2 separate regions of the Homo sapiens genome follow, and region 2 is linked to region 1. Evidence: chromatin loops called from intact Hi-C (ENCODE). Cell type or tissue: HepG2. All regions are shown on one strand. Links, peaks and the distances in the headings refer to the core of each region. The heading gives the core; the rest is flanking DNA.

Evidence for each region. A loop is a pair of places that touch in the nucleus more often than their neighbours do. Peaks named below come from ENCODE experiments on the same cell type or tissue, not always from the same donor. Only the 100,000 strongest peaks of a DNase experiment are listed, where the experiment ranks them.
Region 2: a loop joins it to region 1, with 7 times the contacts of the local background. A loop is called at or near these places in 61 of 110 quality-filtered maps.

The regions. Positions count from the first base shown.
Region 1 is chr10:93,072,669-93,075,575 of GRCh38, reverse strand. It overlaps CYP26A1 (cytochrome P450 family 26 subfamily A member 1), which reads right to left and starts at 1,683. Exons shown (of 7, transcript NM_000783.4): 1 at 1,453-1,683; 2 at 1,044-1,268; 3 at 507-797; 4 at 269-427. The coding sequence starts at 1,641. In HepG2, for the core only: CTCF peaks have their summits at 1,320 (motif pointing right) and 1,664 (motif pointing left); no DNase peak of the experiment used is centred there; H3K4me3 peaks cover 1,411 bases; H3K27me3 peaks cover 2,199 bases.
Region 2 is chr10:93,356,328-93,359,234 of GRCh38, reverse strand. It overlaps MYOF (myoferlin), which reads left to right. Exons shown (of 54, transcript NM_013451.4): 30 at 2,387-2,560. Among named protein-coding and RNA genes, the nearest start is that of MYOF, 120 kb to the left of the region's middle. In HepG2, for the core only: a CTCF peak has its summit at 1,358 (motif pointing right); a DNase peak (open chromatin) is centred at 1,364.

The sequences.
Region 1 (2,907 bases), core at 1-2,500:
AGGTTCTTTATTAACATTTTTGCAAATTCCAACTTTCCCTTTGAAACCTGGAAAGGCTAGGGGATGCTCCCAGTTCCGCCGCAGCCCCTTCCGCAGCTCTCCTGACCGGGTGTCTCAGCCTTCCTTCGGGATTCCATAGCTGTAGTCTGAGCCGGCCGCCCACTCCAGAAAGCTGGGCCCCAGGCGCGCGCTTTGGGGGCCCCAGGAACAGCGCTTGGAAAGCCAGGGGACCAAACTCCGCAGTGCCTGGTCTGAAGCTGCTACTCACCTGCATGTCCAGCCGCTCTCCCCTCTCCCACGAGTGCTCGATCAACAGCTGCAGCGCGTCTTTGCAGCCCTGGCCCGCCTCGGATGCCCGCAGCCCGCAGATCTTGGCGCGAATGTTCTGCTCGATGCGCGCGTGAATGAGGTTCCGCGCCTTCATGCCCTGAGCGCAGAGAGCGCGCGGCGGTGAGCAGACGCCCAGGTCCCGCGCCCCTAGTCCGCAGCCCGTTTGCCGCCCTTACCCGGTACAGCCCGCTGAAGGGCACGTCGATGGGCAGCGAGAAGAGATTGCGGGTCATTTCCTCGAAGGCCTCCACAAGCTGCTGCTCGGAGTCCCCGTCGCCCGCCAGTTGGGGTTCGCAGCCCAGTAGGATGCGCATGGCGATTCGGAACATGAGGCGCTTCACCTCGGGGTAGACCAGGAGGCCGCGCTCGCCGCAGCTCAGCCACTGCTCCAGGCTGCTGCCCACTTCCTCGGTGATCACCGGCACGTAGCATTCGAGTGCCTCGCGGCTGAAGGCCCGCATAATCACCTGAGTCCCGAGGAGGGGACAGCGTTAAAAGCCTCCATCCGCCCCTCTCGTCTACCGCCGTCCCCTTCCAGACACCCCCAGTCCTGCCAGACACATGGCACTCTCCGAGCTGGGAAAGCTAACCTGGAGCTGGCAGAGGGTCCTAGCCCACCTCAAGCTGCTAGCCCGCGCCTAGCATCCATCAGCCGGAATTCCGCTCATAAATGGGGTCCCCCTCCCTGTCCAGCCGTCGCCTCCTGCCCCCACCTTCTTGCGCTGCTTGTGCGAGGAGTCGTGCAGGTTAGAGAGGCAGCCAGATCCCAGAATGGTGCGCACCGACGCTGGCCAGTGGACCGACACCAGCCGGTGCTCTCCGAGCAAGATGCGCCGCACATTGTCCGCGCCCATCACCCGTACGGTGGGCCGCCCGAACAGATGCGTCTTGTAGATGAAGCCGTATTTCCTGCGCTTCATCTGCAGGAACTTCCTCCGCTGTGGGAGGAAGGCGGAGGAGAGAAGTGGGCATGAGGGGGCGCCGGGGAGCGCCGCGCTCCCGCCAGCCCTGCTCCTAGCCGCAATAGCATGCCTCCCGGGGGCGCCTACCCCGACTTCAGCAGAAGCCCAGAGCCGCGCCGGGCTCCGGGGAAGCAGCCTGTCCCGCCCCACCCTCCCTTACCTGCAGTACCATCTGCAAGGTTTCCCCAAAGAAGGGGAAGCCCATAGTCCCGGGGGGCAATGGGAGGGCACAACTGCGGTCGCGGCCGCTCACGCAGTACAGGTCCCAGAGCTTGATCGCAGCCAGGAAGAGCAGCAGCGGCAGCACGAAGGTGCAGAGCGCACTGGCCAGCAGCGCCGGGAGCCCCATGGCGCGCCGCGACCTCCCGCGCCACCTGCCGCCGCCGCCAGCGCTTCAAACCCCACGGCGCTGCCGCTTTATAGGCGGCCCAGGTTGCTGCCCACGTTACCTTGGTCAGACAATTAGTTCACCCAAAGTTCATCTTTAATTGCGGATTGGGCCCCTGGCTCCTCCCCCCGCGAGGCGCTGCCCAAAATCTTTAACCGTTTGTTCCGCGCCGAGGCAGAGGCGGCGCGGTGGCGGCTTCCCTCCGAGCGCGCCTCCTGGGGTGCGGGGCTAGGAGCTGCCCGCCTCCCCCATCCAAGGTGTGCTGAGCTCCGAGGCGGCGGTGGGGGAGGGCCAGGACTCCGAGGAGCCGGAATTCCAAGCTCTAGCCTTCCCGGCGGTCTCTTTGGAATCCCTCCCGCCCGGTCCCACCCGCTGCCCCGGCCCAAAGCAGCCTTCACTGGCTTTCCATTTCCAGGTGCCGGGTGGGCTCTCTTCCACGTGATGAGGAAGCAAGGGAAAGTCCTTTCAGGAATCGTCCAGCTGCCTCCTCCCACGTGTGGGGAAACTGAGGTCCAAGAGAGATGCATAAAGCAGGCCTCCAGACGTCTCCGAAGGATCGCGCAGAAGAACTCAGGGCCAGAGTCCAAGAGAGAGCCTCGGGGCATCGGGCGCAATAGGCAGATCTGGGATCCCCAGCTCCCCAACCCCTGCAAGGGGGCCAGGACTCATGAAGTCTTAGAAGGTCCTACTTCAGGATACAAGAAGGCCTCCAGGTCCCTCAGGTCCCCAGGTGCTACCCTGCACAAGCCTGATCCCCGACCCTGGGGCACTTCGTCTGGGGCTCGGCAGTCGGTGCCCGTCTCTGAGATCCAAGCACAGCTCGCCTATTCGGAGGGCCCTGCTGCTTGGCGCCCCAGCTGGACAGCAGGGAAGGGGGTCCTTAGCCCTGGCAGGATAAAGAGACGGTATAAGAGGAAGGGGAGCCCAGGAGTCCTGGCTCCGAGGCCCGGCTCCATCTGTACTGCGTGTGACCTTGGGCAAGTCACCACACATCACTGTGCCTGTTTCCTCCTCCTTAACCGGGAGGCGATCATTCCCGACCTGTCTAAGCCTCAGGGTAGTGAGTTCCCAAAAGGGGGCTCCGGTTGCAACTACTCTTCCCAGCTCCAGGCACGGTAGACTGCGTTACCTGGGTGTCCGGTACACCGGGCACTGGAGTCCTCCTCCTCTCTCCCAAGTCCCACCCAGAGTAAAGCCACTGTCCTCATCCAGGTGAGGGGGTGCTCG
Region 2 (2,907 bases), core at 138-2,637, 280 kb before region 1:
AGATAATGCTCACAGAGTTTAAATAGACTTGCTCTGGGCCAAGTGTTTAGTAAGTGACAAAGCTGGTGCTGGAACCCGGGCTAAGTCCAAACAGGAACTCTCTCTATTCCACAGAATGGGTAACTCCGGTAGGCACTATGACATTATTTTTATTAGATGGTGAGCTTCTGGAAGCAAAGATGGAGCCACAGTCATCTTTGTATCCTCCTTGCTAACTCAGAAATATGCTCCCAGTAAATAATCTAGTCAAATAAATGAGCTAATGAATGAATGAGTCTTTTTTTTTTTAATTTAAGTTCCGAGATACATGTGCAGTACATGCAGGTTTGTTACACAGGTAAATGTGTGCCATGGTGGTTTGCTGCACCTATCAACCCGTCGCCTACATATTAAACCCAGCATGCATTAGCTATTTATCCTGATGCGCTCCCTCCACCCGCCGGCCCCAGTGTGTGTTGTTCCCCTCCCTGTGTCCAAGTGTTCTCATTGTTCAGCTCCCACCTGTAAGTGAGAACATGCGGTGTTTGGTTTTCTGTTCCTCTGTTAGGTTGCTGAGGATAATGGCTTCCAGCTCCATCCATGTCCCTGCAAAGGACATGATCTCGTTCCTTTTTATGGCTGCATAGTATTCCATGGTGTAGATATACCACATTTTCTTCATCCAGTCTATCATTGATGGACATTTGGGCTGATTCCATGTCTTTGCTATTGTGAAGAGTGCTGCAATGAAAATATGCATGCATGTATCTTTATAATAGAATGGTTTATATTCCTCTGGGTATATACCCAGTAATGGGATTGCTGGGTCAAATGGCATTTCTGGTTCTAGGTCTTTGAAGAATCGCCACACTGTCTTCCACAATGGTGGAACTAATTTACACTCCCACCAACAGTGTAAAAGCTTTCCTATTTCTCCACAGCCTCACCATCATCTGTTGTTTCTTGACCTTTTAATAATCTCTATTCTGACTAGTGTGAGATGGTATCTCATTGTGGTTTTGATTTGCATTTCTCTAGTGATCCGTGATGTTGAGCTTTTTTTCATGTTTTTTGGCCACATAAATGTCTTCTTTTGAAGATTTATCTGTTCATGTCCTTTGCCCACTTTTTAATGTGGTTGTTTTTTCCTTGTAAATTTGCTTAAATTGCTTGTAGATTCTGGATATTAGACCTTTGTCAGATGGATAGATTGCAAAAATTTTCTTCCATTCTGTAGGTTATCTGTTCACTCTGATGATAGTTTCTTTTGCTGTGTAGAAGCTCTTTAGTTTAATGAATGTCTCTCTATTGTTTAATTATCCCCGTCTGACAGGGTGAGAAGTTTCTGAAGGTGCTTGAACGCTCTTCTTCCACACGAGGGCACCAAGTTGAAGCGGGAAGAACACTGAGCCATCAGTTAGAAGGCTCAGGATATGGTCCAGTTCTAACGAGTATTTCTGAGGCTTTGATCATGTTTCCTAACCTGCCTTACTCTTGGCTATGTGAAATTTTTCACTGCTACTATTTATGTTACTAGAGGGTCAGGTACAAGATTATGCTTAACCTGCATTTTACATTTATTTAAAGTGAAAAAATAGACCCAACAATAATTACCCACATGGAGCTCTCACTTCTCAGGTCTTGAATATTATTCCACATTGTTTTACGTTTATTAAATCCAGTCATATTTTTAAGATTTTAAATCAAACTTCTGCCATGAAAATGTCAGCTGCATGAAAGCAAAGACCCTATCTCTTCTTCACTGTGTCCTCAGCCCCTAACACGATCCCTGTCACACAGTGGGCACTCATATTTGTCGAATGAAGAGAATATAACATTGAAAACTGATACCACTGGTAAATCAATAGTTCTTAAGCTAAAAAGTACCACACGAATTTGTTATTAGTTATTACAGAAATAACATATTCTGATCACTTAATTATCAGTTATGGCAGCTATTAGCTCAGGCAAGACATTTAAACCTGGGAGGGGGCATTTAATTTTTTTCCTACATATGTAAAATGGAGATACTAATGTTTTACAAACTATATCACAATAGCAACATTTTTATGAAATAATGAAGTGAGGAAACAGAAAGCAATTTGAGAAAGAATCCACTTGCTTCACCCACCCCCAAATCTGAATGAGGTGCACCTCCTGAGGGTATGTCCACGACTGTGCTGTCATTGCCTGGTTATCTCTCTGCACTCCTGCAGTCCATCAGCTCTGCAAGGCAGAGGTCCTGTCTGTTTTTTTCTTTTCTGTATTCCTGACTCTAGCTCAGTACTTGGCACAGAGTAGATTTTGAATACTGTGTATCTGTTGATTGATCATATAACCTGTTTTATCAAAATAAGGAATATCATCATCATCATCGTCATCATTAACATGTTTACTTCTGTTTTAGGCCATGGAGGAATTGCAAGACCAAGAGGGCTGGGAATATGCTTCTCTAATTGGCTGGAAATTTCACTGGAAACAACGTAGTTCAGATACCTTCCGCCGCAGACGCTGGAGGAGAAAAATGGCTCCTTCAGAAACACATGGTGCAGCTGCCATCTTTAAACTTGAAGGTGCCCTTGTAAGTACTAGGTTGCCAGAGCGCAGATCATATTGGTGTAGAGAAAATATATGAGTGTTGGATACAGCACTGCCAACTCCATAGAGGTCCCTGTAACCCTGGTACTATAAGATGGCAAATATTAACAGGTTGAGGGAAAGCCACACATCCTGGGTGCTCAATACCTCGTGTAGAACGAATAGACCATTAACACAGGAGTGTTCTAAGAAATACTGCTGTCTACACACCTGCTTTACCTAGTGTTTTCCAAATATATCTGTTCCAGGACCCTTGTTTCAGGTGACACCTATTCACATCCCAGGCACAAGTTCTTTGAATCACATCTTGGAAACTGCAACTGTTCAACA